2 separate regions of the Homo sapiens genome follow, and region 2 is linked to region 1. Evidence: read pairs that join two places in POLR2A ChIA-PET (ENCODE). Cell type or tissue: MCF 10A. All regions are shown on one strand. Links, peaks and the distances in the headings refer to the core of each region. The heading gives the core; the rest is flanking DNA. Region 1 overlaps LOC102723480 (a long non-coding RNA gene). Region 2 has its middle 49 kb from the start of MIR760.

The links. Peaks named below come from ENCODE experiments on the same cell type or tissue, not always from the same donor. Only the 100,000 strongest peaks of a DNase experiment are listed, where the experiment ranks them.
Region 2: POLR2A ChIA-PET joins it to region 1 with 7 read pairs; 2 of 35 experiments call an interaction of 5 or more read pairs at or near these places.

The regions. Positions count from the first base shown.
Region 1 is chr1:93,699,065-93,704,301 of GRCh38, reverse strand. It overlaps LOC102723480 (a long non-coding RNA gene), which reads right to left. Exons shown (of 4, transcript XR_947602.3): 4 at 647-5,166. It also overlaps a transcript of BCAR3 not described here. Among named protein-coding and RNA genes, the nearest start is that of BCAR3, 20 kb to the right of the region's middle. RefSeq lists enhancers at 301-380, 1,823-2,733, 1,957-3,156. In MCF 10A, for the core only: no CTCF peak of the experiment used is centred there; DNase peaks (open chromatin) are centred at 1,641 and 2,441.
Region 2 is chr1:93,795,203-93,800,694 of GRCh38, reverse strand. It overlaps a transcript of BCAR3 not described here. Among named protein-coding and RNA genes, the nearest start is that of MIR760, 49 kb to the left of the region's middle. RefSeq lists an enhancer at 4,239-4,827. In MCF 10A, for the core only: no CTCF peak of the experiment used is centred there; a DNase peak (open chromatin) is centred at 2,204.

The sequences.
Region 1 (5,237 bases), core at 1-5,000:
TTTCTGTTCCTCAAATTTGCCAAACTTATGTCTAAATGTGGACTTTTGCCCTAGAGTGAGTGAAACTGTCTGCCCACACCCACTCCCACTCAGGCCTGTGAGCTGCTGGTTTCTTCTCATTTTCAGATTCCAAATGAAGGCACCTCCACAAAGAGGCCTTCTCTGACCACCTATTCCAAATCAGTCCTAAGTCTCTCACTAGCCCTGTGCTGCCCTATGGCAATTTCTGTGATGATGGAAATGTCCTATATACCACTAACCACTAGCCACATTGGCTATTCAGCACCTGAAATGTGGCTAGTGTGAATAACTGAATGTTTAATTTCACTTAATTTTAATTCATTTAGACTTAAATGTAAATAACCACATGTGGCTCCTGTATTAGATAGTCTGGCTGTAGCCATTACCTGACTCGTGCACTCGTCACTCCCTGGACTTGTCTTGCTGATTCATTTGTCTGTTGTTTGTCATTTGTCTGCCTCCCCCAACCAGACAGTAAGGTCAACAGAAGTGGCAGAGGGCCTTATGCACCTTGCTCACCGCTGTATCTCCCTGTGCCTAGGAGAATATCTGGGTCTTTGTGGGGCTCAATAATATTGTTGGATAAATAAATGAATGGGCATATAGAAGCACTCTGTAAACCAAATTACATAATATAAATGTAGTATATTATCATTATATGTGTATATAATTTGAAAGCCTGCAGGGTTATCTCTTTTTTTTTTTTTTCTTTTTAAGAGACAGGGTTTTGCTCTGTCACAGGCTGGAGTGTGGTGGCAAGATTATAGCTTGCTGCAGCCTCAAACTCCTAGGCTCAAGCAATCCGCTGGCCTTAGCCTCCCGAGTAGGTAGGACTACAGGAGTGTACCACGACACCTGCTAATTTTTTAAATAGAGACAGAGTCTTGCTTTGTTTCCCAGGCTGGTCTTGAACTCCTGCTTCAAGCATCCTTCTGCTTCAGCCTCCCAAAGTACTGGGATTACAGGTGTGAGCCACTGTGCCTGGCTGTGTTTCACTTTTTAAAAATCCCTAATACACACACAGCTGATCGTTAAATGTCAATAATTTTTAAAAGTTGTTTTCCTGTTTGGAGTGCATTTTTTATGTCTTCAAGTGAGACCCCTCACCACACAGGTAGTATATATGATAAGCAGTCCCTCTGGAAACCTAAGGAGGGCCTGGCCTGATCACAGTTCCAATTCCAGGCAACTTCTGAGCAGCTGTCTTTGAGTTAAGTAAAGCAGGACACACCTGTGAGCTCTTCTGCCTAGCACAGGCCGCGGTGGCCAGCCTTGGACCACAGAGGGCAGGCTCTCTTTGCTGGTCCCTGGGCTGTTCATCTGCTGCCCAGAGATCACTGTTCCAGGCTTGATCAGGATCAGGATCAGGTCTGAAGCCTCTGACATGCGTGGGCAGCTGCCATTCTATCATGAAAACATGAGTTTTCCTAAGGGGATTGCAGTATTCTGGAAATTAAAAACAAGGTAGGAGCAAGTCGTCTCCTTCCTGTGGGAGTAGCTGAAGCTCAGTTCTGAAATACAATGCCTGGCACTCCTGGGAGGGCTGGGACCTGGCCTGTTCCATGCCACTGGGCGGTGTGCGGTTTCCAAAGAGGGCTGGGGCTGTTATCTGACCTCCTGTCTTAATGAAGTGCTTTGGCTTCATGTCTGCCTCTGAGAGAGCTCTGTGACTGGAGCAGCAGAGTCAAATCGAAGACAGGGGACATCCCCCCAACCCCCATCCCCACCCCCACCTGGGCCTGAGCCCAGGAACTCCATGAGCACAGACTCACTGCCACTTCCATTGCTCAAAACCAGCTGCAGGGTCTGGGAACCAGGCTCAACTTGCTGTGCCAGGCCAGCCTGGACCTCCTCTGACCTGGGCCTGAGCTGATAAGTTGGGGGAACAGTCAGGAGACAGTTGGGCTGAGGTTGTTTTTAAGACTCCTCTGTGGCCCATGTGCTTGGATTTCTTGTCAAAACTCTCCCTCCTGACCTGCCTAACTTGCCCCTCCCCGCCATGCCTAGGCACACATTTTCTTCCCATAATATCAGACCTGATTCTCAGAATGGGTACAGGGCGTATTCATGGGGGCGCAGCTTCAGGAAGGGGCCTGCTGCAATGGCGTGCTGTGCTTGGGGGCATGAAGTGTGCAGGGGTAGGTATGCTGGCCCTGAGACTTTCCCCCGTGAGAATTTCATTGCCACAGCGCCAGTGGGTGGATCGATAGCTTTAGGAAGGTGAGGTTTCTTTTGTGGAGAAAGCACCAGGAACACTGTGTCCACCCCCAACCCCACCCCAAGCCACAGGCTCCTGGATGGCCTGGGTTCTTCCACTACACTCACTCAGCCCTTCTCTATGTGGTGCCCATGCCTGGAGCACAGCCCAGTCCCACCCTGCCCCTGAGGGTGGCTCACATGTTCTTAAGGCAGGTACCAGGAGGATGACTGGCCACTCAGGGATGCAGGAAGTGGCTTTTCTGCATGGCCTGCCTGGTGAGTCACCTGGAGAATGCTGGGCCCAGTTCAGTCCTCCCAGTCCCACAAGGCCTGTAGATACCAAAAATGGAGACAGAATCATCCTTGGAGAGAGGCCCAGGGGCAGGCCTGGGAAGCAGGCAGAGTGGGGACAAAGAGGGCCACCACATAAAACAGGCCCCTGTGGGCCTGCCCAGCCCCTCATCACACACGGTGGTTGGTCTGTGCAGTGTCTCTTTTGTCCCAGTGGCTTCATTTTGTTTCCACTTTTTATAAATGCTTGCTAATTCGGCTTCATCTTTTTCAAAATAATAATATGTCATTGTGAAGAGATGTCCCCTGCCAGGCATCTTTAGGGCTTTTCTCAGGGCCCAACAGACCGATGCACATGAGGGCATCAATGCCCTCCCCCAGCCTGGTGAACCCTGACTTCCATTCCAATGGAAGACACGTGGGGTGGCCGGTCTCTGCCCCTCTCGAAGGCACGTTTTGGGTTGGAAGGAGGCCTTGGGCCCCCTAAGGCAAGCTCAATAAGGGAACCAGTGACAGCGGAGAACTCAGCCACACAGCTCCCTTCAAGGCAAGTGGGGACCTCACGATGACCGCTGTGGTTATTCAGTGCCTGCGTGTGGCAGGCCCTGTGCTCCATGCTCCTTTGACATCATTGGGTCTAATTCTCAAGGGCCAGTCCAAGAGGCAAATATTCTCATTACGCCCATTTTACAGTGGGGAAACAGGAGCAGAGAGGTGAAGGAATTTGCCCAAGGTCACACAGCTTCAAGCAGCAGAGCCACTGCTCAAAACCCAGGTTTGGCTGCCCCGAAGGCTGTGCTTTTAACAGCACACCATCTGCCTCCCACCTGGTGAGGTCCGCTGAGGGTGCCCACATGCCTGCCCTGCGCTAGGTCCTGAGGGGACGGCAGACGCCTGTGGGCAGAGCCTACCCTCCGCAGTAGCTCAGAGCAATCTGCTTCCCTCCCCAAAAGGCCTGAGTCAAAACCCTCTCCACTGATGAAATGTTTCTTCCTGTGGAATTCCGCTGAAAGACAGCTCCCGACTGTGTCCATTTGTTCTCCACAGGAGAATCCTGTAGGGGAAAGATTATCAAAATATTTGCCGGCCTTGCAGGGAGTATTCAGAGTCGTTGCCGGAGTGCTACTAGATGTGTGAGGTGCTGCTGTTCCTCCTGGCTTCTGTTTGTATCCATCTGCCAAGGAGGGGAGAGGGGCAGAATCTCTGTTTAACCTATAGGTGGAAGCTATAGTTAGCATTCTATGAGCCCATCGGGGATGCTCAGGTACAGTGCAGATGTCTGCCAGTGGCATGTCCAAATAAATAGGCATTTAAGGATTTCCTAGGCCAGGCGCAGTGGCTCATGCCTGTAATCCTAGCACTTTGAAAGGCTGAGGCAGGCAGATCTCTTGAGCTCAGGAGTTTGAGACTATCTCTACAAAATTATAAAAATTAGCCAGGTGTAGGGGTGTGCCCCTGTGGTCCCAGCTACTCAGGAGGCTGAGGTGGGAGGATGGCTTGAGCTCAGGAGGAGGAGGCTGCAGTGAGCCAAGATTACACCACTGCACTCCAACGTGGGCAACAAGGCTAGACCCTGTCTCAAAAGAAAAAAAAAGAATTTTCTAGTTTAAAGCATTAGGGGGGATCTAAACTTTGAACTGGGTGAAGTGCAATTGGCATACTCCTGGAGTCTTGGGTGTGCTGAGCCCCCAGGGTGGAGGAAAAAGCCTTGGGTTTTTTGGTCAGAAGATCTGACAACTTGACTAGCTCTGCCCTTGACTGGCCAGGCAAGTCCCTCACCTCCCTGGGCTCATTGCCTTACCTGTAAAATGGGGTGGGGTAGCCAGGGGAGATGATCTTTGAGAGGCAGGGCAGCATCTGGGAGCCAGGCTGTCCAAGTCCCTTCATAAGAGCTGGCAAATGGCGGGCAACCTCTCTGGGTCTGTTTCCTCATTTGTACTGTGTGTATGTGTGTGTGTGTGTGTGCACCTGTGTGTGTGAAATGGGTCTATATGTAATGTCTCTGGAACAGTGCTTGGCTATTACATAATAAGCACTCAGTAAACTTGGCTATTATTATTTATGGCCCCTCTCCACTCCCACATGAACTAAACTGTGGGTCTTGGCAATCATCCTCTGAGAGAAAATGCTTTGTTTGAGCAGTGGGTTGAAAGGCTGGCTGGAGGGAAAGAAGATTCTTCCTTGCTGGAGTTTAAAAACAAGACATGGGGCCGGGAGGAGGAGAGAATCACTGAGGCCGGTATATGATCACCTCATGAGTTCTTCTGCCCATCCACCCCCGCCCCCGCAACAAGGTACAGCTTTAATGAGGTGATTTCACCCCTACAGAAATCCTCGAGGTTGGGGTTGGGGAGGCAAGGAGTGTAAATGTCCCCAGCGCCCAGCCTCCCTGATAGCATCTTGGAAGCATGAACAGGAAGAAGACTGTAGGGAGATTGGCTTCAAGTGCCGAAGCAGAACTCTTCAAACTTTTTCTGTTCGTTTTCACTATTTTGGGTTTCTCTCCCCCGAAGGGAAACACTCTGCAGGTGACACAGTGTGAGTTAAGAAAACCCCATGTGTCGGAGCCAGACAGAGGGGAGAATTCAAATTGGATCTCTACAGTTTACTGGCCGACCAGGGTTATCTCTTCTCTCTGAGGTTCAGTTCCTTCATCTGTAAAATGGAGATAATGATACTTGTTTTACAGGGTTGTTGGAGAATTAAATATGAACATATATGTACAG
Region 2 (5,492 bases), core at 239-5,238, 96 kb before region 1:
AATTATAAATCAGAAAATTCAGAGCAGATAATCATCCAAATTCAGTCATCAAATATTAAGACAAATAAAGAACTTGATGCTTGCTTTCCTTCTTATTTATTTATTTATTTATTTATTTAGAGACAGAGTCTCACTCTGTCACCCAGGCTGGAGTGCAGTGGCACAATCTCAGCTCACTGCAACCTCTGCCTCCCGGGTTTAACCAATTCTCCTCCCTCAGCCTCCAAACTAGCTGGGATTACAGGTGCACACCACCACGCCCAGCTAATTTTTTTGTATTTTTAATAGAGACAGGGTTTCACCATGTTGGCCAGGCTTGTTTCGAACTCCTGACCTCAAGGGATCTGCCCACCTTGGCCTCCCAAGGTGCTAGGATTACAGATGTGAGCCACCATGCCCAGCCATCTTGATGCTTTATTAAGCCAAATCCCTAATTATTTATGGTCTGAATCATCCACCAATGTCATAAAAATCTTAACAGCTACCCCAATATGGATATGAATGGATCCAAATAAACCACTTCCATGTCCAAATATTAAACAATAACAGGAAGCGATAATAGAAATAAAATCAATAATCAAATATTTTATTGATAAAGGATGGATTATCTCTTCCACCAGTCCTTGTAATACTCCCATCCTCCCAGCATGAAAATCTAATAGGAAGGAATGGAGGTTTATACAAGATTAGAGAACCATTAACAAGATTGTGATTCCCCATCATTCAGTAGTCCCAAATCCCTACACACTCCTTTATTTAACATACCAGTAGGCAGTGAATTTCACTAACTGATTTATGCAGTGCTTTTTGTTTATTAGCATACCAGTAGGTCCTGACAGTCAATATTTGTTTGCCTTTACCTGGAACAGCTGTCAATATACCTGGACTGTTATGCCTCAAGGTTATACTGGAAGCCCAACTATTTTTCAAAATATTAAGGGCTGAGATGGCTGAGCTAAATTTTGAGGAAATTCCACTCTAGTTCAGTATGTGGATGATCTCTTGTTATGCTTTTCCATTCTTCATGATTGTAAAAAACACACCCTGTAATTGCTGGAACAATTAGCTGAAACAAGACATAAGTTATCTAAAGAAAAATTCCAATATTGCTTAACAGAAATAAAACATTTGGGAAATTTAATTTCTAAGGAGGAAATACATATAAATTCAGATAAAGTAACTGGAATTTTTGCATACCCAACTCCAAAGACTGAAAGACAGCTTAGGAGTGTTTTAGGCTTAGCTGGCTACTGACACAGTTAGTTACCCAATTTTTCTTTCATGGAACAGTCTTTACATGCATTGTTGAAAGATCAACCTGACCCCATACATTGGATATCCTAAGAACAAATAACTATTCAGTAAATAAAGGAAAATCTTACAAGGGCGCCTGCTTTGAGCCATCCAAATTATCAGCTACCATTTTTGTTCTTTGTTTATGGAAGCCATGGCATCATCCTGGGTGTTCCAGCCCCAAAACACGGGGGAAAATATAGACCTGTTGGCTCTGATAGTCAGCAATAGACTCTATAGCTCACGGGCTGCCCCCTTGTTGGAGGGCCATTTCAGGCATTATCATATTTCTCAAGGCTACTCAGGAAACTAATGGAGGCTCCCTTGACTATATATGTACTTCATTCTGCAGAAGCTTTTTTGAATTCACATCATACACAATATTTTTCTGTCAACTGATTGGCTTTATTACAATGTACTTTTACTCTCTGCTCCACACATTACCCTCTCTTGCTGTAATACTCTTAATCTCACAAGTTACTTCTTGAAGCAACTGAGGAGATTACCTCATGACTGTATGGAACAGCATACAGTCTGTATGCTGTATAGTTCTATTACTAATAGAACAGCTTTTGATGCCCAGTCAGAATTTGCAGGAGATACCACTACAAAATGCTGATGTTACCTGGTTCACAGATGGATCATATCTAAAGGATAAGTTTGAAAAATACCAAACAAGCTATGTCGTTGTGTCTCATGTAGACATCATAGAGAGCAATTTCTTGCCTAAAGTAAAGTCAGCACAGTTGGCTGGATTAATAGTACTCACCAGAGGTTGTCTAACTGGCCAAAAATCAAATAACTAATATTTATACTGACAGCCATTACACTTTTGGTGCAGCTCATGTCTTTGGAATGTTATGGAAACAGCGAGGTTATTTAACCTCCTCTGGACATCCTATTAAACATGGCTCTCAAGTTTCTGATCTTCTGGAAGCCATCCAGTTACCAAAAAAAATTGGCTATTGTTAAGAGTCTTGGACATTCCAAACATGACTCCCTGGAGTGAAGGAGATAATTTTGCTGATGCTGAGCAAAAAAAATAAAAATAAAAATTAGCTTAATGCTAATATCAAATGAAACTGTAGAGATGGCCATGTTTAAAGTGAAGGGGCTCAAGAAAAGGCTCCAAAGCGGAAAAAGCAAATATGACTAAGGGAGAATGCTTTTCCCCCAACTTGCAAAATATAATATAGACCCAGTGACAGGAAAGCACATCCCTATTTTGCCTTTGGGATATCAATTTCCTATATTACAGCATGTCCATGAACTCATTCACTGGGGACTTGAGAAAATATTTGCCTGGGGAAAACACTATTACTGGAAACCCTCACCCACAGTAGTTCATAAGGTTTGTGCTAAATGTCCAATTTGTCCTATATATAATCCAGGAAAGCCTCTTCTAGATCTCAAGGGCATTTACCTTTGCCCACCGGCCCTTTCAATATTTGACAAATGGATTTTATCCACTTACCTCCAGCTCAGGGTTATAAATATGTATTGGTTATGATTTATATGTTCTCTCATTGGGTTGAAGAATTTCCTTGAGACAGTAGGAAAATGTTTGTTGGAATGGATAATTTCCTTTTGAGGAATTCTTTCCAAATTACATAGAAATAGGGAACTCATTTCACTGAACAGATAATTCACTTAATTTGTATAATCTGGCCTATTTTCCAATATTTTTATTGTACATACCATGCCCAGTCTTCTGATTGGTAGAATGAATATATCAAAAATAAAACCCAGCTAGAAAATTATCGAAAGCTTTTCCTATTACTTGGCCCCAGGCTCTTCCACTGGTTTTGCTTAACCTAAGAGCAGCTCCTTCTGGAATAATATGTCAATTATCCCATGAGATAATTACAGGTTGACCTATGAAAGTAAATGGCAGTTTATATGAACCAACTTTACTGAAAGGAGATATACTCCATTATTAACAAAGCTTAACTAAACTTCTTTTCCAAACAAACTAAATTGTAAAAAGAGCCTTAAATGCAATAGAGGCAGGACTTGGGACATTAAGACAAGTTGAGAATGTATTTAATGAAGAAAGACATTTACAAGAAAAGTTGATACTTACCAACCTAAGTAGAATAAAAAGCATACTCTTTCAGAAGGAAAGTGAGGGTTGAGAAGCTGCATGGAAAGATAATGATGCTATTGCTAAATGGGTGAATCAAACTGCCTGGCTAACGAGGGACTATGCCAAAGCCCAACAATCAGAAAAAGCATGGGTTCAAATTCAACAAGGTTATTGACCATGCTAATCCAAATGGAAGCAGAAGTGGCCTCTAAAACGTGGCCAGTCGTTTTGGATGCAGAAGCACAAGGTATACATTTATGGAAAACATATGGGCCCTCTTCTTCCTGGAAAATTGCTACCAGGGTACACAGCCTGTACTCTTAGGGCTTCAGCAACCCACATATACAGTAACCAGAAATATAATGCAGTATAGCTAGTGGAAATTGGGATCATTTTTAATAATACCCGTGTTCTCCCAACAGGCAGTTGATGGAACCATACTAAATAATAATATTTGGAATCCAATTTCAGTTTTAGATTGCAAACAAATTCAGGAAGAATTGTTCTGTCCCCAGAACATCTGGAATCCTGAAATCATGGAAACATGGTTCCTAATTTTTACCCCTATTCAAAATAATATATAGGAAATGGATATTTTTGTTTGGAAGCGAAGACAAATAAGACTATAAGTGTTGGGGAGGAGCCAAGATGGCCGAATAGGAACAGCTCCAGTCTACAGCTCCCAGCGTGAGCGACGCAGAAGACAGGTGATTTCTGCATTTCCATCTGAGGTACCGGGTTCATCTCACTAGGGAGTGCCAGACAGTGGGCGCAGGCCAGTGTGTGCGCGCACCGTGCGCGAGCCGAAGCAGGGGGAGGCATTGCCTCACCTGGGAAGCGCAAGGGGTCAGGGAGTTCCCTTTCCGAGTCAAAGAAAGGGGTGACGGACGCACCTGGAAAATCAGGTCACTCCCACCCGAATATTGCGCTTTTCAGACCGGCTTAAAAAACGGCGCACCACGAGACTATATCCCACACCTGGCTCAGAGGGTCCTACACCCACGGAATCTCGCTGATTGCTAGCACAGCAGTCTGAGATCAAACTGCAAGGCGGCAACGAGGCTGGGGGAGGGGCGCCCGCCATTGCCCAGGCTTGCTTAGGTAAACAAAGCAGCCAGGAAGCTCGAACTGGGTGGAGCCCACCATAGCTCAAGGAGGCCTGCCTGCCTCTGTAGGCTCCACCTCTGGGGGCAGGGCACAGACAAACAAAAAGACAGCAGTAACCTCTGCAGACTTAAGTGTCCCTGTCTGACAGCTTTGAAGAGAGCAGTGGTTCTCCCAGCACGCAGCTGGAGATCTGAGAACGGGCAGACTGCCTCCTCAAGTGGGTCCCTGACCCCTGACCCCCGAGCAGCCTAACTGGGAGGCACCCCCCAGCAGGGGCACACTGACACCTCACACGGCAGGGTATTCCAACAGACCTGCAGCTGAGGGTCCTGTCTGTTAGAAGGAAAACTAACAACCAGAAAGGACATCTACACCGAAAACCCATCTGTACATCACCATCATCAAAGACCAAAAGTAGATAAAACCACAAAGATGGGGAAAAAACAGAACAGAAAAACTGGAAACTCTAAAAAGCAGAGCGCCTCTCCTCCTCCAAAGGAACGCAGTTCCTCACCAGCAACGGAACAAAGCTGGATGGAGAATGATTTTGACGAGCTGAGAGAAGAAGGCTTCAGACGATCAAATTACTCTGAGCTACGGGAGGACATTCAAACCAAAGGCAAAGAAGTTGAAAACTTTGAAAAAAATTTAGAAGAATGTATAACTAGAATAACCAATACAGAGAAGTGCTTAAAGGAGCTGATGGAGCTGAAAACCAAGGCTCGAGAACTACGTGAAGAATGCAGAAGCCTCAGGAGCCGATGTGATCAACTGGAAGAAAGGGTATCAGCAATGGAAGATGAAATGAATCAAATGAAGCGAGAAGGGAAGTTTAGAGAAAAAAGAATAAAAAGAAATGAGCAAAGCCTCCAAGAAATATGGGACTATGTGAAAAGACCAAATCTACGTCTGATTGGTGTACCTGAAAGTGATGTGGAGAATGGAACCAAGTTGGAAAACACTCTGCAGGATATTATCCAGGAGAACTTCCCCAATCTAGCAAGGC